Linked DNA regions of Homo sapiens: regions 2 and 3 are each linked to region 1. Evidence: chromatin loops called from intact Hi-C (ENCODE). Cell type or tissue: HCT116. All regions are shown on one strand.

Evidence for each region. A loop is a pair of places that touch in the nucleus more often than their neighbours do. Peaks named below come from ENCODE experiments on the same cell type or tissue, not always from the same donor. Only the 100,000 strongest peaks of a DNase experiment are listed, where the experiment ranks them.
Region 2: a loop joins it to region 1, with 7 times the contacts of the local background. A loop is called at or near these places in 80 of 110 quality-filtered maps.
Region 3: it touches region 1 in a loop (7-fold over the local background); 106 of 110 quality-filtered maps call a loop at or near these places.

The regions. Positions count from the first base shown.
Region 1 is chr10:89,213,268-89,221,267 of GRCh38, forward strand. LIPA (lipase A, lysosomal acid type) reads right to left here. Exons shown (of 10, transcript NM_000235.4): 9 at 2,671-2,742; 10 at 305-1,794. The coding sequence ends at 1,561. Among named protein-coding and RNA genes, the nearest start is that of CH25H, 10 kb to the left of the region's middle. In HCT116, CTCF peaks have their summits at 144 (motif pointing left), 3,904 (motif pointing right) and 4,589 (motif pointing left); DNase peaks (open chromatin) are centred at 3,904 and 4,574; H3K27ac peaks cover 350 bases.
Region 2 is chr10:88,831,822-88,839,821 of GRCh38, forward strand. It overlaps ANKRD22 (ankyrin repeat domain 22), which reads right to left. Exons shown (of 6, transcript NM_144590.3): 2 at 14-205. Among named protein-coding and RNA genes, the nearest start is that of ANKRD22, 16 kb to the right of the region's middle. RefSeq lists an enhancer at 4,129-4,278. In HCT116, a CTCF peak has its summit at 3,983 (motif pointing right); a DNase peak (open chromatin) is centred at 3,990.
Region 3 is chr10:89,026,620-89,034,619 of GRCh38, forward strand. No RefSeq gene overlaps it. Among named protein-coding and RNA genes, the nearest start is that of MIR4679-1, 33 kb to the right of the region's middle. In HCT116, a CTCF peak has its summit at 3,400 (motif pointing right); DNase peaks (open chromatin) are centred at 3,412, 5,722 and 6,122; H3K4me3 peaks cover 878 bases.

The DNA of each region.
Region 1 (8,000 bases):
CTAAAACTTAAAGTATAATAATAATAAAGAAAAGAAAAGAAAAGAAAAGAAAAGAAAAGAAAAGAAAAGAAAAGAAAAGAAAAAGTAGTGAGGGAAGAGAGCGTGGGAAGATTTGCAAGCAAAGCCAAGAGTGCCCTCTTGTGGCATACAAAAAAATGATTTTTAAAAATCACTCGTTACTTGGTAGCCCTTCATTTCCCGGAGTAAACACATTAACCTTGAGAAGAGTTCCAAGTACTGCCAAGAGAGAAAGGGAAGAACCGGATGACTGTTAAATAAAAGAGAAAAAACATACACACAATTCTTTGGGCCTATAAGTCTCACTCAATTTTATTGAAAAGTTTAAGACTTTAAAAGTTACAAAGTAGTATTCGCCCTGCCTATATTAACCATTAACAAGCATTGTACTGTTAGTGCAGCTAAAGTAATTATATCAGAAAAACATATCAATTGTCATTTTGTCCACCGGACAGTATTGTAAGGAAATGATGCTGCAAGAAAAGCAGACAAATATGGACTTCCCAACATAGGGACGTGAAGCAGGTGTATTAAAAATAAGGATGCATATAAAACTAAGACACAAAATGAATCCCTGAGCTGAGTTTGCATCCGAAAACATCACGTTCACACTTCATTTGGGTGAAAATGAACAAGGACACTTCTCATGGGCAACCACGGGGCTTTGGCTTCACACAGATGTGATCAATAACGACAGTAGCGGGCTCCAAGAGTACATTAATCTCAGAAAAAATAGTGGTATAGTCTCCACAGGGATTTGCTTCTCAGATAAGTAGAACTATGGCCTGCCATGAAATTGAGAGCTCATGAATATAGATGGTTGAGTGTATCAGTCTTCAAAGCATTTAAAACATACTTTTGTTTTTGTTTTATCAGTGCAATTTGTTTTTGAAGACGCCGGAAAACTATTTCATTTAACCTGAGCAATTAAAACGTGTCAAATCACAGCTGTCACAGTTAGGTTTGATAAAATTAATTGTTAGCATCCTTATTACTGGCACAGCTGTGATATTTCTGGATTTGACTATGCACCTGCTGCAGGAAAACATGATAAAATGTCATTTAGATCTCTAACTACAAGACCGTTAGACTAGAGAGCTCTTTAAGGCAAGGACATGAAAACTGCGTACTTTTATACCTCGCTTAAGTCAGTGACAGATTTACCAATGACAACACAATTTTAAAATTCCAACACATATATTACTTTGTCCTATGAAGGGCAAAAAGTCAATATATTTTAAATTTTAAAAACAGAATGGATATAATGACCTTTTTACACATCAGTGATATTTAAAAGACTTAAAGAGACAATACTATGGTTGAGACACTGGCTTCCTATTCCAGCCCTAATTAAAGAAAAAATAGCTAGTATGTTTCTAATTGAAACTAGAGTGAACTGGGCATCTTCAAAGTTATCATTTTCTTGGATATAAAAAAACAAAAGACCTGGGAAAGAAAAACAAGTGTTTTACAGAAATGAAGCAAACACATTTTCACATGACATAATCATTGACTTGGTGGTACACAGCTCAAGTCCAGCTTTCACTGATATTTCCTCATTAGATTAATAATTTTATTATAAAGCCTCCAAGGGGCATCCAGGCCCCAAATGAAGTCAAGATGCTCCCATTCCGGAATGCTCTCATGGAACACCAAGTTGGTGATCTGAGTCAGTAAGATATTGACGTCGTAGACATCTGCAAGCCAGTCGTGACCCCCGCTCCAGACTGCAGTCGGCACAAGCATGTCCTTCACATTGTATGTGGGAGGATAACTCTACAATGAAAAGGAACCAGAGAAAGCCTCGTTGTTGTTGTTGTTTTAATTTTCAAAATCACAATAAGCGCAATCTCCATTAAACATTGTCTAGTAAGTTTGACTAACAGACTAAATTTTTAAAATCTCTTTGAGTATCTTTTCAAGTTGCCATTACCGGCACAAAAAAAGAAATCTAACCCCAAATGAGAGAATGCTAATTATAATCGCCACTAGCTGTGGAGCTGCTGCCGTAGGCTGGGCACCAAAATGAATGTTTAATCCCCGGCAAGGAAGGTGTTGTACTCCATAGGTAGTACACTCAAGGCAATAGTGGCTGGAAAGAGTTTGGGGTCATGCCCTCCTACTTCTTCCCTTTGGGTGTAAGACAAGTCACAGAAATTCTCTAAGCCTCACTGTCCTCATGTTTAAGTCAGAGATAATCACGTTTACATCACAGAGATGCTCTGGGAATTAAATTTAAAAAACAGAGCAAAGTGCCTCACACTTCAGTGCATTTAGCATGCTCAAAAATGCTAATTTTATTAGTGCAGGGAAGAGGCTTAAGCAATGTAATCTGGCCAAGGCCCCATAGCTACCAGATAACAGACATAGGACTGTCTGACTCTACAGGCTATGTTCGTGATTACTCTGAGTAATGCATAACAGTGATGATTCTTATTTAGAGCTGGGGAAAGGACAAAGAGAGGAGGCCCAGTCCACAACACCAGCTACAAAGCTTGGATTGTTCTGAATGGACTGATGGAAAACAAACACTAGTCAACTCCTGCAAACATTTCCCACAGCACCTGAGCCTGGCCAGAATCCTGATAGGCCAGGCTGGCTTTCTTGATGAGTTTTCAGGGCCCCCTTTAATGAAAAGACTAAAAACTTTACCTGGTTGTAATGAAAATAATTCTTGGCACTGCTTCCCCAGTCAAAGGCTTGAAACTTTTGGAATTTAACAGCCTAAAAAGAAGATAATTTGGAAAAGAGTTATCTGACACCAAAGTTAGAGATAACATCATAGGTTGCTGGAGCTAGCCACAACCTCGGAAATCAACTTTATACCAATATCCAGATTTACTCTTCATTTCCAAGGCATTATTTTAAATGAGATGGCATGGTTTTGTCCTGCTTTACTGAATGACTCAATTTCTCATTGTATGATTGTTAAGCAGCTACCACCTGACACAAGAAAGCAGCTATGCACATATGCTGTCAATTATACTAGATCAACAGTTGCTCCTGCTAGCGGAACTTTATGCTGACATTTTCTGCTGAAATTTGCATCCTAAGCTTTTTCAAAGAGTTAGTCATTTTACTTGGGAAATAAAGGTAGACAGATAGGTAGCTACATATATATATACATATATATATATATAATAGAGAGAGAGAGAGAGAGATGGATATATATAGATAAAATAATTATAATATACAATTGGCCCTCCATATCCAGTTTTGTATCTGTGGATTCAGCCAAGTGATATTTTGCAGATGGAAAATATTTGGAAAAAAACAATAAAAGATAATAAAACAATAAAAAATACAAATTTTAAAACAGTGTAACACCTACTTACATAGCGTTTACATTGTATTAAGCATCATAAGTAATCTAGAGATGATTTAAAGCATATGAAAGGATATGCATAGGCTATATGCAAATACTACATCATTTTATATAAGGGACTTGAGTATCTGTGAATTTTGGTTTGGGGATGATGTCTGCAGCCAGTCCCCAAAGATACTTGAGGGATGACTGTATATTTTCTATTTACCCATTCTACTTGTCTAGTTATATTAGTCAAATTTTAATGATGGTATTGATTAAACACTTTTTCTTGAGTACTGGTATCAGTATAATCACCAAGTAGTACTGCATGCCAGCACAATTCTAACTAGTTAGGGATACTAGAGCCATGAAATTGAAATTGTATTGAAATTTACATTTATTCATATTTAAAATAGTATAATATAAAATATTAGCAAAATGTCACTTATTTTTAAAATTCAAAATAGTGCAAATCCATATTTCCTCTACACTCTCAAATTAAATGTATGTCAAAAATTAAACACAAAATTGGCAAGCCAAATGAATTTGAAATGGTAAGTTTTGGCCACAAGGTGGCGCCTGGTAAAAAGAAATGCTCAGACATTCTTTGTCAAAACTGCTTTTGATTTATGTGAAGTCTGTTCTAATCAACTGCATACAATTCTACTGTTTGATGTAATAAAAGACAGAGTGAGATGATATACTATAGGGGATTGTTACAGGAGAAATATTTGGCATCTGTTTTTGCCGTTGCAAATGACTGATATTAAATACCTGTGGCATATTTAACAAGCAAAACAAAATTTGGATTCACAGCACCTGTTGGTACATCTGTTCCCCATCTTTGTCAGTGAAAATATATTGATGCAAACTATTCTGCCACTGAACACAGACAGCAGTTCATCACTTTGTCACATGTCCTTCAGCATTCATATGAAGCACCAGCGTGAGCACAGAATACAAAGGTGAAACTTGCCTATAGCTCAGACTGAAGTTCTAAATTTGACTTTGTGCTAAGTCACTTAGGACTTCAAGCTATCCACTTGAAAGGATATTTCAAAAGAAAAGTATTAAGATGATTTCCAGTAACAAAAACCTGGAAATAAGCTAAAGCCCAATTTTAATAAGTAACAATCCCTTGTAGTATATCATCTCGCTCTGTGTTTTATTACATCAAACAGTAGAATTGTATGCAGTTGATAAGAACAGACTTCACATAAACCAAAAGCAGTTTTGAAGAGAATGTCTGGGCATTTCTTTTTACCGGGCGCCACCTTGTGGCCAAAACTTACCATTTCAAATAATAGATATTTGGGTAAATATGTTACATAAATATACACAAGGGGTATGCCACTGTCATAAATATAAATAAAATACAAACAGAAAATGGCTTACAGATAATCTCATAAATAATACTAAGTGGAAAAAAATGAAACCAAATATACACTAAGGTTATACTTCTGTGATAATCATATCACAGAGTATATGTAGATAATGATCAGGAGGAAATGCCTATAGTATTAGGATAAACCGTTTTAAAATGACATTTAAAAATTATATTTAGGTCTTGAATGGTAATAAAAATGTAAACGGGTTCAACTTTTCTAAAGTACAATATGTATTAGAAGTCTTAAAGCTATGCCTACCCTCTCCCTTACTAAGTCTACTGCTATAAATGTATCATCCTAAGAAAACACTCTAACATATAAGGACAGATGATTTATGACTGCAAAACAACTATCACTGCAAAAAACAAAATGATAATAAAATTCAAGCAACAGAAACTGCCCTTTATGACAAATATTTTAAAACTTTAGTTACTGACCCGGAAAGGCATTTTTAATTATGGCAGAGACTGCCACCCATTCCCATTCTTGCCTTCTTCCTTTCAGTAACAGAATCCCTAAAGCTTTCCCTAAGTACATGGCTGCCAAGATAGAAACCACATCCTCATCCTCCTGCGAGCAGCCAGGCTATGGCCATACCGCTCACTTCTAAGCTATCTCCTTCGCACAAAGTCACTTGCCCTGAGCTCCCTCTCCCCTGCCTTCCTGTGAGTTGGAAGAGACATGGAGGTGACCGGGCTGCAACCAGGCAGAAGAGGACAACACCCCGAGGATGGCAGAGCTATAGTATGGAGGGAACTGGGTCCCTGCATGGCCTCATGGAACACAGCCAAAACCCCCTCTATCATCAGTCTGGGCCACCTCTCTCTGAACTTTATTATGAGAAAGAAATAAACTCTTTATTTAGCAGCTGTATTTTGGGGTCTCTAATACAACAGCTTAACTTGTATCTAACAAATATAATGGCATTTCTTTAAATGAAAATTTACATAAAAGCAGATGTAGTATGATCTGACTTTTGTAATGGAAATGATTATATTACAAAACTGTAAGATTATACCAAAATATTAATAGTGGCTATTGCTGGGTGCTAGACATACAAGTCATTTTTCTTTCACTCATGTATTTTCTAAAATTTCATAAAACATATTACATGTTTAACAAAAATTATACTGAATATCCTTTTTACAGTGTTCTTTAAAAGCCTACCAAAAGTATGTTTTTTCCTTTAAAGAAAAAAAAAAGAGCACATCGTAATCATCTAAGGCACTTAACTCAAACATAGATCCCAGGGTCACAGCCCTAGGAATTCAGAGTCTCCACAGGTCTCAGACAGGCCCAAGAACCAGTATTTTTAATAGCACCTTAGGTAGGTCAGAACAACACTGGAAAACTACACTGGGATGGCCTTCTTCAAACAGGTGAGAGTACCTGGGCTCTGGGCAGGGCCAGTGAGAAAGTGAGAAGTAATATCAAGTCTTGGCTCTGGGGAGCTCCGAAATTCATCAGGTTTATAAGGAGAATGGAAAGATGAGTATGCTATATTTAAAATCCCGCTAAAGAACAAGGTATGGAATTTATTAACAAGTTAATCCTAATTATTTAAACAAAAAGTAAACTTCTGAATGGACTGTAAACAAAATGGCCTTTAAGGTCAACCCCAAACTCATACCATAAGAGCCCTCTAATGCCACACCTGAATTCTAGCCCCAGCCTGCCCGGCATCCAGGCCTGCCCAGCTTCCACAGAAGCCTTTTCCTGCACTGCCTCTTGGAGCCTGCAGCCTGCACCAGTGGCAGCCCCTGGCCAACAGCCCAGAGGAGGGAAAGCCAAAGGGAAGATCCGATACAATGGCTGCACAAAGCAACCAACCATTTTACTGACAAAAGATGGTACAGCGGGTAGAAGAGCAAAGGCCCAGGCTGCCTTGTACAGCAAATCTGGGCTTTGCAAATATTCTGGAGGTATATTCCAGGGTAGTTAGAATCTAAAGTCACCAGGTCACAAATGGGGCACAGAGCAGTGCTCTGGCCCTCACCCTGCAGCCTTTGACCCTGGCAAGCTGCTGGATAAGAGGGCTGGAACAAGACCAGTAGCCTAGATGATAGCCGATCCAATGTCTCTACTGCAAACCCCATGCCCAGTGGAGGCCCAAGACACAGAAGGGTGAAGCAACACAGGTCTGTAATATAAAATAGAGTTGGCCTAGGACAGCCTTGGTTTCAACATTCCCAAGGGCCTCTGACATCCCAGGTCTGGTGGCCATTTGTACTTTGCTGAGGCCTGGCGTGTACTGTGTGTGGGCTGCTGGCAGTCACTAAGCTGGTGGGAAAGCTCAGGATCTGCCTCCAGCCAGCTCAGTCACCCTCCATCATCTCTGGGGGTGCAATAACTGATGAGGTGACAGACATTGGGCCTTTTAGGAAAATGTCCATTAGGTAAGAGGTCCTAGGCATCCTCAAAAATGTAGGGGAATTCTAGTGACAGGGTATATGAAGAAAACAAGTGACTATAAGCATAAATGTGACCAAGGAGAAAAGCAGAGACCTGAACCAAGAACGAAAATCCTCAATCTTTGTGAATTTGAGGATTTTTGAAGGTTTGGGGGCATTCCTTAAGTGGTAAGCATGTGCTGTTCAGCACGTCATGAACTATTTGCATTCCAGATGCCCCTCTTTTAGGCCACAACAAACTCTGCCCCTGAGGAACTGACATTTAACTCTCAGCCTTCTAGTTACTATAAAGGACCAGGAGCCTCAGGCCAGGCTCTTCCTAGTTCCTTAGAGACGAGCCCCAGGGAAAGGAGAACTATAGCACTGTTAGAGTTCCTGGGGCAACTGAAGAAGGAGATGAAAGTATCAGGATGTCCCGAACAGGTCTGCTCCCAAACCTGGTGGAGCAAAAGAATCTACCAGGCAGATTTTTTAAAAATGCAGATCCTCAGAAATAAAAAGGAATGAACTACTGACATACACAACATAGGAAAATTTCAAAACAAGTATTCTGAGTGGAAGAAGCCAGACAAAAACAAGTATAAACTGCATGACTGTTCTCATGCAAGCTCTAGAAAATGCAAACTAAGCTACAATGACAGGAAGCAGATCAGTGGGATTGAGGGGAGGGATGGGGGGAGGTATCACAAAGGGGCAGCAGGGACCTTTTAGGATGATGATATATTTGCTGTGTCGATTATGGTGATGGTTTCACAGGTGTATACAAACACTGAAATATATCAAATTGTATACTTTAAATATTCTATGTCACTTATACCTCAATAAAAAATTTTTTTTTAAAATAATAAAACGACTCGGGAGGCTGAGGCAGGAGAA
Region 2 (8,000 bases), 380 kb before region 1:
GTCATGACCTCACCTGGTTTTTGAGGTTGACATTAGCATTTCTTCTTAAAAGGAAGGAAACGATTCTCACATGCCCTCGCCTGCAAGCACAGATCAGGGGCGTGTCTCCATTAAAGCCATCTTGAACGTTGGCATAGCTGCTGTCTTCTTTCACCCACCGCCACACTTGTCCAAAGTCATTCTGATAGGCTGCTTGGCAGATGGGCTGGGTCGGGAAAAACAAAAGCAGGTTTTGAAATACTGGCATAATTAAACCACAAAAACGAAAAAAAAGTCATAACCCAATACATTAAAATTTAAATGTTTTAAAATTGTAATATATTGCTTTGCAGGTGAGATTTTTTGGTCTCAGTTATGCCTAGCTTTAAGTCTAGATCAAGAATTAGCCCATGAGGAACCTCCTACATTTTCCTAAGTTTTCTTGGCACACACTTATGTCCATCAAATGGATGAATAAATAAATGAAATACTACAAATTCAACTCAGTAAGGAAACTATGTATAGTGCTTACAGGTAGGTGGGCCTGTCGGAAAAGCATTCATTTTCTTTACTAAAGATAAAATACCTTTATCTTTATCTTTACTAAAGACAAAATACCTTTATCTTTATCTTTACTAAAGACAAAATACCTTTATCTTTATCTTTACTAAAGATAAAATATCTTTATCTTTAGTAAAGACAAAATGTCTTTATCTTTATCTTTACTAAAGATAAAATGTCTTTATCTTTATCTTTACTAAAGATAAAATAGAAAACAAGCATATGGGGAGGAGTTTAGGGCAGTACTAGTGATGAAATAAGACCTACATAGCACCCTGTATTCAAGGAGCTCAACAGAGCAGAAAAGACAGTTTTTTAGGCAAATAATATACAAATTATATGGTTAACTACACTTGATTAGATGCTGTTTATAAAAAGCATTATACAGAGCTTCACAAGGCACCATGGGAGTTTAATAGCAAGACTTCAGGTAGCATGATCTTGTCCTCTTTCCCTCCTCTGCTCCAGCCTTTCTCGACTTCTGTTCTTCAAAGTTTGGTTGAACCAAACCATGTTTGGTACCTTCCATCTGGGCTTCTGCCCTGAATACTCTCTCTGCATAAAACACACCACCTGCCTTTCTTCTGAATAACACCTAGCTCACCCTTCATGTCATAATTTAATTTTCATTTTATCCAAGAAGTCTTTTCTTACTCCCAACATTCAGTATCTCTCCCTCACAGCAACTGACATACTGTAATTCTTTTCTTAATTATGTACAATCATGTATTTAGGGCTAGCATGAATCAGGAGAGGTTTGAGGCAGTGCTGAGAAGGAAGGCACTGAAGTTCAGGCCGTAAACCCCATTTTATTTACTGCTATTTCTCCAGCATTCAACACAGCACTCAGCACATGGGAGGCAAACACTGAATATTTTTAGACTAATCTTCAGATGATGTCTTTTAAAAAGCATTTAGAGTAATACCTGGCATATGGATGGTGCTTAGTGTATGAAAGTTATCATTATTGCAATTGTCATTCTTTAATAATCAAGTCAAATCCCTGCTGTGTGCCAGTCACAGGTACCAGAGAATAAAATATGTTATCTTATCCATGTAAAATGTATCTGTCAAGTGGGGAAATAGGACAGAGACACACATACACAGAGTAAATGACAAGAAAAAAATTTTTTGGTATGGGTAGGTACATAAGCACCTGTGGAAACTGGGACGTATCAAGGGGAAAGTCAAGTGGGTGTATTTGCTAATAAACTGAGGTTCTAACATAGCCAAATATCACAATAAGTGAACTATGTTATACTCTTAAACCTAAAGGCCTACTCATGAAAGAAACATCCTAACAGAAAATTAACTCAGCAGCAATTAAAGGCAAACTTCTGTACCTTAAAAATGAAATGAACATGATACATGGGCTTTAAGTTTCACTAGAAATGCACAATTTCACAAATCACCTATTCTGTTATCCTGAAGTCTTCCCTTTACTAAGCTTTCCAACAGTTGGGCACTTCAGTGTCTCAGCATACTGTGTGGCTGATGCAGAAAGGACTGGGGCAGTTGAAACACTTGTCTCATGTCAGAAAAACAGGATGTAATTGTGGCTCTGTTACTACCTCCCCCGGTGACTGTGGACAATTCACTTCCCTACTGTATCTCAGTGTCCTCAGTCATTAAATGAAGGAGTAAGGCAGAAGTTCCCTTGGGTTTTCATATTCGATTATTTCTGGGACTCTAGTCTCAACCAACAAATCTTCCACATCACTGCTGGAGTCCAGGGTTATGTCAACACAATAGTGCTTAAATAAAACCTTCAGTGACTTGCCATTGTCCTAGCAGCAATGCCCAGTCATTTGGAGTTCAAAAATAAGTAAAACAAAACTAAATGCAACAAGACAGTGTTAAGTCACCAACTCTTAATTTTTCAATTAAATGTATTTAAAACAATACTATTATTTCATAAAAGATATTTTAACAAATACAAAGATAAATGAAGGGTATTTTAACAAAATATGTAAGAATATAATCACCAGGGGGAAAGCAGTTCTTTATATTGGGTAGATTTAGTTAGCTTTATAGAAAAATTCATTTTATTGTCCTTTTAAAAGATTTTACCATAAACTAGTGAAAATTTAATAATGGAGTGATTAGCAGTGAGCACTACTCATCAAGCATTTGGAAATTGGTGGTCTACCATGAATAGCTTGGAAACAAGTGGCTTTAGAGCTCTTTTTCTCTTTTCTCAAATATTTAAATAACTTAACAACATTTAAAAAACTAGAATATTTCATGTATTAATCTGGCTTTCCAGCTTCTCTTTAAAAATGGAAAGTTTTGGCTGGGCGCGATGGCTTACGCCTGTAATCCTAGCACTTTGGGAGGCCGAGGTGGGTGGATCACCTGAGGTCAGGAGTTCGAGATCAGCCTGGCCAACATGGAGAAACCCCATCCCTATTAAAAATACAAAAATAAAAAAATTAGCAGGGCATGGTGTCTGGTGCCTATAATCCCAGCTACTCTGGAGGCTGAGACAGGAGAATCGCTTGATTCGGCAGTGAGCCGAAATCGCGCCACTTCATTCCAGCCTGGGCGACACAGCGAAACTCTGCCTCAAAAAAAGAAAAAAAAAGAAAGAAAAAAAAGAGAAAGTTTTGCTAACACTGGGCCCATATTCCTGTAGGATACCAAATAACTGGTGCTTAGTGGCAGTGACTCCAATTCTCCACAGTCCCCACCACTCGCCATCACATTACACTGGTTCTCTTCACTCATCTATGTTACCTGCCTGGTAACATAGACCTCCAGGAGCTCTCTGCTTAGGCTTCTCAAAGTCTTTACTAAGAGCTAACTAAAAAGAAGAAGAGGAAAAGATGGGGAGTTGTTCTGCAAGAGTCACTCAGTGCTTTTGAGGGCTTTCTCAACCCCATTTGAGCAATATTATGTAAAATACTAACCCTATCTTTAGTCTTTCTTAGGCTTCCTAGATCCAAGACACAGAGTTACCAGGAAGCTAAGTGTCTTCCTTCTCGGCTGAGATGCACAAGTACAGTCATACTTCACTTCACAACAGGGATACGTTCTGAGAAATGTGTTGTTAGGTGATTTTGTCATTGTGGGAACATCACAGAGTTTACTTACACAAACCTAGATGGTAGAGCCTATTACTAATATGGTATAGCCTGTGGCTTCTAGGCTAAAAACCTATACAGCATGTTACTGTACAGAATACTATAGGCAGTTGTAACACAATTGTAAGTATTTGTGCATCTAAACATAGGTGAACATATAAAAATATACAGTAAAAATATAGCGTAAAAGATAAAATGGTACACCTGTATAGGGCAGCTCCATTATAATCTTATAGGAACACTGCTGTATATGCTGTTCATTGCTGATCGTGACATCATGTGGTGCATGACTATAATTTAATGTGAGAGTCGCACTAACGCTGAAGACTCCATGCTGTTATGAACTTGCGGTTTCCACTAGGGGGCAGCGCAGCGTAAGAAAAGCACTGACAGCGGGCAGAAGGGAAGTCCAATAGAAAGTGCTGGTTCACAAGCCAGGTATGAAAAAGAGAAGAGGTTGTCCATTTGGGTTGCTGGAAAAGCTATCATAAACCCCTTTTAACCCCTTAAGCTCTGTAATTTGGGGGCACCCTGGGTGTAGAAGAAACACACTTGGGAAATTATTATAATAACTCTATCCCCTAATAGTCTCAGAACCCTTCTGTCCATCCTCACTGCTAAAGTACTGCTTCAGATCTTCATCATTCTCACCAAGACTATTGCACACAATTCTTTCAATCTCACGTGTTCCATATGCCGTTTTTACAACTTCATCTCCTACCACTGTCTTATCCACACCCTTGATCTAAATAAAGGTATGTGTGTTATTAACAGCCATCTCCCCAGCTAGACTGTAAGCTATATAAGGGCACTGTGACTACATGAGGCTACATTTTGTCTGTACTGATTCATCATTGTACCCCCATAACATAGTGCCTGGCACATGGTAGGCATTCAATATGTACTTAGTGAGTAAATAAGAGAAGGAAGAAATTATAAGATGAGCTAACAGTTATTGAGTAGCTCAGTTATTCTATATTAATCCTCACAACAACCCTCTAAAGTAGTATTAATATACCTGTTTTGCACAGATGAAACTAAGGGAAATTGTTTTCCTTGCCCAAAGTGACATAGTTCACAACTGGCATGGCCAAGAGTCAAATCAAGGGGAATGACTGCAGAATGCGTACATTCTATCTCCAATCACTTTAGTCTTAAAAATCAGCCTTCAAAATGTCTTCTGGCTACAAGACTTCGCATTTGATATTTGTGTCCAAAATTAAGCTACAGTCTGTATTCGGGATATTGATCTGTCCACTTGTGGCACTGACTTGCTGGTTATACTGGTTATACATCCAGACTCCTTCTCCAACCTGACCTAGAATCAGCAATATCCACCAAGAGATAAGAAGTGTCATCAGAGAGTCTGCAGAAGAAACAGAAAAACGTTAAGACTCAAAGGCAAAGAAGTGAAAGTTTCAAGAAGGAAGACAAAGATCATTGAATGTGATCATTAGCAGCCATGCAGAGGCCAATTTTCATACAGTGATGGGGCTGAAGGAAGAATACAGAGGCCTGAGCACATTGTCTATGAAGAATTAGAGGATGCAATTGGAGAGGAATTGTAGTCAGTTTGGCAGTGAAAAAGCTGTTAGGGAAAGCTAGAGACTTCAAAGAGGGGGGTAGCAGTGTCCAGCCAACGTTCCACACGTTTGTAGGCAAAGTGGTGTCATCAAGTGGTTACAAATCCAGGCTCTGGAAACAAACTCTCTGGGTTCCAATCTCAACTCTGCGACTTAACAGCTATGTTATTTGGACAAGTTACCTAGACTCTTCATGCTAAGTTTCCTTCTGCTTTTGATAATCATGCCTTCTTTATAAGTTTCAGAAAGAATTAAATGTAACTGTGCAGATGAAGCACTTAGCTCAGATCTGAGTCACAGTAAACCCTCAATTAATGTTAGCTACTCTTATAATTATTAAAGCATAAGGAGCCAATGAAGATGGACAGGAGTGGTTATGAGAGGGTAGATAATTGATCAAAGAGAGTGAAGAGATGATAGGATAGAGAGCATTAAGATGGAAACATTAGTCTCCTACATAGAAGGAAAATTCTGGCTCTAAGGCCAAAGCAAGGGAGAAAAGAGAGCTACATGGATGGAAAGAAGTTTAGACTGACTGAAATTTTTGCCAGAAAGTCAGAGGTTTGATCTTCATTCATTATACTACTATATATTTGTCATAAATAAATAGATACATCTAGATAACTAATATGGTTTGGCTGTGTCTCCACCCAAATCTCATCTTGAATTGTAGCTCCTATAATTCCCACATGTCATGGGAGGGACCCAGTGGGAAGTAATTGAATCATAGGGGTGGGTCTTTCCCATGCTGTTCTCATGATAGTGAATAAGTCTCACTAGATCTGATAGTTTTATACAGGGGAGTTCCCCTACACAAGCTCTCTTTTGCCAGCTGCCATGATTGACTTTGCTCCTCATTTGCCTTTTGCCAGATTGTGAGGCCTTCTCAGCCATGAGGAATTGTGAGTCAATTAAACTTCTTCCTTTATAAATTACCCAGTCTTGGGTATATCTTTATTAGCAGCATGAGAACAGACTAATCCAATAACTAAATAAATAGCATTGACATTTAAAAAGATGAATGGATTAATGACAGGAGATGTGATTGAGACAAGGGTAGATGAGACTTTTGAGCATGATGGGGAAGATTTTGGACCATCGTAATTAAAACTGTCTACATGAAATGAATAAAAATATAAAATGGCTTTGAAAACCAGGTTGTAGAAACACAGTAAGAAGATAGAGTTGACTGAGCCTGCCATGTGAGTTTGTGATTTTCTTCAGCAAACCTAGATGAGGGAAGAGTACAGAAAGTGAAGAGGGCAAGAGCAAGGATTAGGAAACATGTCTGTCAGGCAAGAGAAATGAGAGGAGAGTGGTTTACCATTAAATTCAGTCTTAATGGGCATCATATGTAAGCCAGATAAAGACAAATGAACTTGCAAAAAGAGAGAGACAAGCAAATAGAAACACAGAGAAGGATCAGAGCACAGTTCGTACATGTGGTCTATTAGAAAAGTAACCAGTTTAGAAGTTATCAGAGAGATGTTACAGATAAACTCTGTCTAGGGATGAGAAGTCAAGGGTGGCCTTGTTGGGTATCTGATTTGGAGTAGAAACACAGGTCAAGAAGGGAGAATGAAGCTTATGGATGTTGAGGTCACTGAGGATGACCCCGGGGGACAGAAAGAAAGGGGAACTTGTGTTCCAGGGAGGTGGAAGTGGGCCCTGGAATACAGTGGACAGAAGGGAGAATGTAGAGAAAGGGCCATAAGCAGAGATTTCAAGTAAGAAATTGAACCATGGTCAAAAAACAACGGTGACCAAGAAGTAGACTGAATCAGCAGCCACCATAAGAGAAGGTGTCATAATGCCCAGGAAAAGCCAGATTTCAGTGAAGGCACAGAGGAAAACAGACTAGTAGGCGAGGAGGAGATTGAAGAGAAGGAGTATTTACCAGCAGGGTGCATGAGTTCCCATGGGCTAACCTGTGAACAGCGCTCCCTAGAGCCGTGCTCTGGACAACCTGAAAAGCTAAGACACAGGATTGATAGGGCCCACTGACTAACTTTTCTCTTCAGCCTCATCTATCAATCTCCCTTTTGCTCACAACTTTGTGGTGATTTCTGGGGCATTCCAGGTTCATTTCTGTCTTCTGGCCTTTACACTTGCATGTGACCTATATGGCGGGCTTCCTGCTAGGCCAGATCAAGTATCAGCCCATGAATCACCTCCTCAGAGAGGACTTCCCTGACCACTCAGCCTCCCAGCCCAGGAACTTTCTCTCTCTCACATAATCTTGTTTTATCTTTTTAAATTGCACTAATTGGTATTGAAATGGGGTGTAATGTGCCCAAGTTCCTAGAAAGTGAGGTATCTATGACTTTTACCTGGTTTTTAAAGTGCCCCTCAGTGGGCCAACTGTGTATAAACCACTGCTGTTCTGCAAGCTCTCCCATCTCTGGTCAGGTCAATTTCCTCACTTCTATGTTTGGGCTACTGGCTTGCCATCCTTATCTTTTAAATTGTGCTATCTATTCTTCAAGGCCCATCTCATGGTTCATCTCCAAGAAATCTCTTTCATCTTTCCTACCTGCAGCAGGAAATATACAGAACCTCAAGCAGCTCATTGGCCTTAAATGAGCTAGTGGGTTAAATGTAGTCTCCTTAACTAGACTGTAACCCTCCTGAAGTTAGGCTTCCATAAGGTCAAGCACCCAGAACATGGATAAAAGTCATTTGTTGGTTGACACATGGATTCATCCGATCTGGCTGGGAAGTGAGGCTAGGAAAGGGGTTGATGTTTAGAAGGTAATCGATCATGTAAGGACCAGGACAATATTTCGCCTCAGTG
Region 3 (8,000 bases), 190 kb before region 1:
TATGTTTGACTAATTTTACAGGTCTAGGCATCAAAGAAAAATTTGCTGTACAAATGATCATACAAATTAATGAGCGAAAAGATATCTAACTCATCCCTGAGACAACATGAGGTGCAAACAACTGTGTGTTTCTAAATCTGCAGTACAACCCAGCAAGTATATCATTGTTTTTCCTCCTGATTATGAAGCCAGTACATAGTCAGCTAGAAAATTCAAGCAATACAAAACAGTTTTAAAAAGAAAGTGCAAAAGGCCGGGTGTGGTGGCTCATGCCTGTAATCCCAGCACTTTGGGAGGCCGAGGAGGGTGCATCACCTGAAGTCAGGAGTTCGAGACCAGCCTGGCACCATGGTGAAACCCCGTCTCTACTAAAAATACAAAAATTATCTGGGCGTGGTGGCACGTGCCTGTAATCCCAGCTACTCAGGAGGCCAAGGCAGGAAAATCACTTGAACTTGGGAGGCGGAGATTGCAGTGAGCCAAGATCATGCTACTGTACTTCAGCCTGGGCAACAGAGTGAGATCTGTTTAAAAAAAAAAAAAGTGCAAATTAATCCCAATCCCACTGTTCAAAGGTAACTCTTGTGAATTTTTAGATATCTACACACACACAAAGTTAAAGAAAGGTGATCACACCATACACGCTTATAACATGCTTTTTACTCAACAATGGGTTATGGTTGCTATTCCATGTTAATAAATAAAAATAATTTCTTTTTAATATTCCTTTTAAATATAATTGTTATGGTTTGGCTGTGTCCCCACCCAAATCTCATCTTGAATTGTAGTTCCTATAATTCCCATGTGTCATGGGAAGGACGTGATGGGAGGTAACTGAATCATGGGGATGGGTCTTTACCATGTTGTTCTTATGATAGTGAATACGTCTCATGAGATCTGATGGTTTTATAAAGGGGAGCTCCCCTGCACATACCCTCTTGCCTCCTACCATGTAAGACATGACTTTGCTCCTCTTTTGCCTTCAGCCATCATTGTGAGGCCTCCCCAGCCATGTGGAACTGTGAGTCCGTTAAACCTCTTTCCTTTATAAATTACCCAGTCTCAGTTATGTCTTTATTAGCAGTGTGAAAACAGACTAATACAATAATATTCTTTTTTGGTACATAGTATTTCACTGCTTTGGGGTATCATATGTTGGTAAAATACAAATGTTATCATAATTTATTTTGCTGAAATACAAATGCTATTAAAGAATGTGAAGACATTTAACCACTATGGGTCATGAACACTTTAGTTCTTACTTGACTTATTTAACCTTAAACTAAAGACTTGGTGGGGGAGGGCAAGGAGGCCATGCCCCAGGAATTGGGCATAGGTCTGCTGTGTTAGCAGGCTCAGGTGAACAGAGTGTCTCCAGATGGCTGAGGAAAGGGAGAGCTCTGGACAAAGGATGAAAGAGAAGAGGTTGATGTTGAAATGGACTTCTCTAGGTAGATACACTTGGGTTGGCCCTGTCTGGGGCTTTGGGCCTCTCTAACTCTCAACTTCCAGTATAAGTCTAAGCCAAGTTCAAAGGTATAGGTTCTGGAGCTTCTCCCAACAGAACAAGGTCGTTTCCATATGACTCAATACTGGCCAAACAGCTAGCCAGTAAGTTATGGGGAGGAGGGAAAAAAAAAGAAAGTACTTAATTAAAGAGGGAGGAAATTAACTTTATTGAGTGCCTACTATGTACCATCGTATATGCTTACACAAAAAAGTGTTTGGCAAAATTCAATATCTACTTATGACAAAAATTTTTATGAAACTAGAAATAGGAGGGAACATTTTCAATTTGGTGAAAGGCATCTAGGAAAAACCATTGACTAACATCAGACTTAATGGAAAAGAATTGAGTGTATGTTATCTGACTACTCCATCCAATGGTTCTGTTATCCCCACTTTACAGATAGAGGAGACAAGGGCTGAAAATATCAATTAACTTGCATAAAGTTATACAAAGAAAATTCTAAGAAATCAGGAGGCTATTGTTAAGAACACTTGCAATCTTTAACGTCCTGCTAGGACTAAAAAATTGTGTCTATCCTCTTCCTACTTTGAAATTTGAGTTTGATAGATAGGGTTTCAGCAGCAACTTGGAGATGCTAAACAACAAATAATATCAGATTCACTCTGGAGGCTGCAGCAGAAAGATCATCAAAGATATGGTTTGGAAGATGTGACTTGAGGGGAATAAAAATGAAGTTATTGAACCAAAATTAGCCCTGTTTATGGGTTTGTTCATTCATTCAATAAATGCTTATTGTATTTCTACTCTGTGCCAGGCACTGTACTAGGTCTGGCTTATATACATGGTTACCTCCTGGAACCATTAGTCAAGAGGCAGACACTAATGGGATAGTGACACAGTTAAATGCTAAACACAACTTTGGCAGATGTCATTAGAAGAAAATGTAATGTGGGAGCATGACAGGAGGACTTGACTTAGTGTGTGAAGTCAGGAAAGTGACCAAGGATCTGAAATCTCACGAAACGAAGGTCTTGCTAAAGGTTCCCTGGCAGGAGCAAGAAAGAGGAGCAGAGAGATTGGAGGAAAGGAGATCAAGAACAGCCTGAAGCCTGTTCATGTGGGGGTAGTCACTGACTGTGGCTTTACTTATACAGCAGCTTGGGAGGTTTGACATTCAAGGCAGGAGAAGTACTTGTAAAGATTGCCCAAACTGAGGACTTATTAATAGCTGACAACTTCCACAGATTCCTGGGATGGCTTGAGCAAACTTTTTTGTTATCTTGAAGGCTGAATGTTTCATGTTTTTGTCCGCCTAGCCATACAGCACTAGCTGTGTTTGGGGCCCTCCACGTAATTCTGTGGTCTGTATCATGTGTCTGCCAAGTGAAACCCCCCATGAAGATTTTCTTGTGAATTTCCAGATGTTAGTGTGTTGAAATTGAATGGAGAAGAGTCCCTCTTATCTCTGTATATTCCTGGGAATTGAAAGGGATGGCGGTCCCTCTTCCCAACATTGAAATCAGCCTTGGCTTCTTCAGGAAGATTTTGTAACTATGACAAATATATATATATATATTTTTAAAATTTTCATTTTAGGGCCAAAGTTCTAGAAAGCTAGACATGTGTCAGCTGCAGAAAGTATCCACCGAGATGAATGGTTTTGGCTCTGCTGGCTATTGCATGGCATGATGACCTCGTGTTCCCAGCCCTAAATGAGTAAATTAACCTCAGCTAGGAGAAAAAATCTTAGCTACAAAACCAAAGGCCAAAGTCCAGAGGACTCGTCAGCTTCATCAGTAGAGAGTGAGTATAGCTCAACACAAATCCATCACTGAAAGCAGTGCAACCAAGGCAGCGGCGAGGTTGGTGGGGGCTGGGAGGAATCAACTTCTCTAATGACAGACAAGGCTGTGCTTCACTTCCACATGGCCACAAGGTGGCAGTGTTTCTCCTGGTACTAAAATTTGCCCCTGCTTGTATGAAAAAGACTTATTCCCTATGGAAACAATGTCTGTCATTTCACATTTTGATTCATTTTTTTTCCTCAACAGAGAAACAGGCCAGCATGGGGTAAGGCAAGGATTAAATGTGAAATCGGGTAGTCCAGGTTCTAATTCTAGCTCTGCCGTGAACTAACTGTATAACTTTGGATTTACCATGTCTGAGTTTCAATTTGCTCATCCACAAAATGGAGATACATCTCGCCTGCTCTTCTTATAATTGTCAGGCACAATAATAAACTATATATGCAAGTGTGATCAATTATAACGTACCATAACACTGGTTCTTAACTTTTAATATAAGAATCACATGAGGAAATTTTAAAAATACACACCCTCAAGGCCCAGCTTCTAAAGATGTTTCAAGAAGTCCAGGCCTATGCCTTAGAGTTTGTATACTACTACATATTCATCTGCAGGTATCAAGATGATGAAGGCCTAGGGACCACAATTTGAGAAACTACACTATGCAAATATATACCAGTAGAAAGTGAGAGGTTAAGGCACAGAAGTTTCTCTTACCTTTTCATGTAATGGTATTTATTTTTCTCTATTTTGAGTAAAAGTTTTACAAACACTCCACTACCCTTAGATTAACTAACTGAGGGCAGAAGTCTATATTTTATTCACCTCCTTATGTTCACAGCAATTGTTAGGATGTTAATTGGATAATAATCAGATAACAATGGTTATCTGAATCTTTGATGGAGGTAATCTGTAGAGCATCCCTAGCAATGTCACTCCATTTACAGGGATATTTGGTGATAGGACCTGGCAGACTCAATAGAATTCACCTGAGCTTTGCCTTTGTACCCCCATGGGCTCATTTTTGTCACCTAGTAAGTGACCAGTGCCATTTAGCAATTGCTGAATCATGGGCTTCACTGTGCTGAAACAGTTGTGCAGGAAATTTAGCAATGAGGTTCCATAAAACTCCCGGAGTTTTCTGTCACTATGGTTATCACAGATCACCAGGGCTTTTCAACCAGCACCGGCAGTATTTTCAGGGTCTTTAAGAGAGACTTAGCCCCCTTACTCCTCAGAGGGTGCTCCCTGCTGAGCTGTTGCCCTAAGAGAGGGTCTAGTTCAAAGGTGAATATAGCAGGAGAGATGTGCAGTCTGGCACCTTGGGCCTGTGGCCAGGGTACAATAGCTCGAATGTGATATCCCCAGCACCTGAATGTGGATATTCAAATCTCCTCTTAGGTAACAGCAAAGAAGACTCTTAGCAAAGTTGTCAGAGGCAGCTACGGAAACTTGCTGTATTCAAATTTCACATTGATAGAGAAAGGAAAGTGCTTAAATTGAACCATGGGCTTTTAAATCTTTCAGCAAATATTTATTGAGCAACAGTTGTTTTTCAGCAGGAACCATTCTAGGCCTTTGATTAAAATGTGAGTAAAATATCCAAAGACTCTGCTATTCTGAGGTTGAGATTCCAGCAGCAGGAGATGGAAAAATAATAAACATAATGATTACATAAAATACTTTATGTTAGGAAGGGATATATGATCTGGTAAGTAATGCAGGGTATAGGAGATTGGGGAGAAGTCAGTGAGGGGAAGAAGCAAGGTGTATTATTAAATAGAATGGTGAGGAGAGGCCCCTGTGAGATTGGAACAAAGACTTGAAGAAGAGTTGTTCAAACAGAGAAAATAACAAGAGCAAGGGTCTAGGGCCAGAGCACGCCAGGCACTCAGGAGGCATAGCAAAGATGCCAGTGCAGCTGCAGTGGATGAGCTCAGGGAGATCACGGGAATCCAGACCACATAGACTTGGTCCTACTGGAGGACAAGGATTTTGCTGAAGGTATCTTTGTATCCTCAAGGACGAATATTGTGTTTTGCTTGCACCAGAGGCTCGAATGGATTGGCCTCAGGATAGGATAAAGCCTTGGGGGAGGTTGTGCCACAGGAAAGAGCTGAAGGTCTAGCCTTCAGGGAATGGGCACCCCTTTGGGAAAAGAGATAATTCACGAGAAGTGGGTATAGTATGCATGCTGGAGTCAATTGCAGTGTGGAGAGCTGCAGAAGAGCATTTGCTGAATTAGTGGGACCCTAAATCAGTATGGGGAAAGGTCCCCACTGCAGCACTTTCTACACCTCATCCTCCTATATTCTACTTGTGCCTGTGGCCTTTTCTCCACCCCGCCCCCTGCCCACTCAGCACTCAACTGACCTATGCATAACACCTTAGTCATCCTTTCACTGAGAAAGGACTTTCTTAAGAACTTAGAATGCGGAAAGTCCCTTTCTCCTTTTCCTCTTTTTGTTTTCAATTGAGATGAAGATCACATAACATAACAATTAACCATTTTAAAGTATACAATTTCGTGGCATTTAGCACATTCACAATGTTGTGCAATCGCCACTTCCATCTAGTGCCAGAACATTTTCTTCACCTCAAAAGAAAATCCATTAAGCAGTCACTCCCCACCCCTCCCTCTCCTCAGTCCCTGGAAACCACTAATCTGATTTCTGTCTTAATGAGACGAACTCTTCCAGATATTTTATGTAAATAGAATCATATTCTGTGTAGCCTTGTGTGTCCAGTTTCATTCACGGAAATGCGTTTCTTAACTCTAAAAACAATCCAGTAAAGATGCAAATTTTAATTACTGCACAGTCAGGAAGGTAATGCAGTGGCAGCTAGTTATGTCTGATGGCAGCAGTCCAAGGCTTTCAAGATTTCTTCAGCTTCTGAAGGTGACATGAGGAAAATGAAATGTACATAATGCTTGTCAGACTTCTATTTCCTAGAGCCAGTAAGCTTTGGATAAAGATCCAGAATATGGACGACATCAGTAATAGCTCTGATAGATCACCTCACAGCCTTACCTCATGTTCCGCCCTTAACTGTCAATAACAGCAAGTGTTAGAACAGGTAAGTTTACTGTGCTGGTTTCCTGTGGAGGGTGGGAGTGAAGAGAGGTTTGAGGTTGTCTTATTCTTCAGTCTGGGTGTATTATCATCAGTCCATGCAAGAACACTTGAAAACATTTTTTCATTTATGTATTTTATTCCCAGACTCCACTTCTATTGGCATTCCTAATAGGTAGCCATTCTAATGTATTTAAAATGCACGTTTCTCTTTGTGTGTAGTAATGTGAACTATTTATTGCTGTCTTGTGTACCTACATTTTTTTTTTTTTTTTTGAGATGGAGTGTTGCTCTTGTTGCCCAGGCTGGAGTGCAGTGGTGCGATCTCGGCTCACCACAACCTCCACCTCCCAGGTTGATTGTATGTTAACATATCTCATGATATTTCCACTCAATATGATGTTTTGAAGATCAATCCATATATATGTACGTAAATAAGTCAATAAACTTTTGTATATTAACCTGTATATATAATTCATATATTTGTAAGCATCATGTATATCACACACATGCATACACATATATCTAAATATACATCATATATCATATATCATATGACATCATATACATCATATATATCACAGCACCTTGCACAAACTTGGTGTTAAATAAATTAGTATCAACAGAAGGATCAAGTTTTGCTTTTCATACCCACAAAATAGTTTCTTTCTAAACTAATCTACCTTTTTGAAATGCAGGATAAATATAATACTATTATTCAAGATAATAAAATCACTTCATACACACACGCACACACACACATATATATATACACATATACATACATATGTATGTATATGTATGTATATGTGTATGTGTATATATATACTGGAGGACAAGGACTTTGCTGAAGTCATCTTTGCATCCTCAAGGACGAATATTGTATTTTACGTGTACCAGATATATATATTCCATTTTGCAGTGGGTCTTATTACCCTCATTTTAAAGATAAAGAAACTGAGGCTCCAAGAAGATGACTTTGTACATATTCACACCTCTTGCTGCTGACAATTCAAACTGAATTCTTGTACTCCAGAGAGACTCCTGATATCATGAGTAGTGTCATTTGTTGGAAATCATGGTCATGCCTTCACTGGAAGCCTAGTGAACTTTCACTGAACACCAACAGGCATCTGGCCTGAGATCTAGAGTTAACTGAGTGGGTGCTTTTCCCCCACCCCGAGTCAGTTCTCAACTGATGCTTTTTTTAAGGTGAACAGACCAGGCTCAGGTCAGCCAGGTACTTTCTGTGCCTCATACTGTCTTTCACAAATGTGGGGTGTGTGTGTGTGTGTGTGTGTATGTGTTGTGAAGTCCCTATTCTGTATTCTGTTTCCAGCTTACAAGATCCAGTGGTTTCTAACAAGAGCTACAGTGGCCTTGTTTGTTTCCAGGTGATTCTTTCTTGATGGCATTTGGCAATATGATTGAGACGACAGCTCGCTGACTTTAGAAACATATGTACACACCTGTAATGTGACATTTTGTTAACTGAAAAAATATGTATTGAATATTTGTCCAACTACATCCTAGCACTCATCTAAACGCTGCGCATATAGCAATGTACTCAATGTTATTACCACAATGAGTTTACCTCATGATGAAAATATACAGCAGAAAATAAATATAGTAATTAAATATTTTCTACTC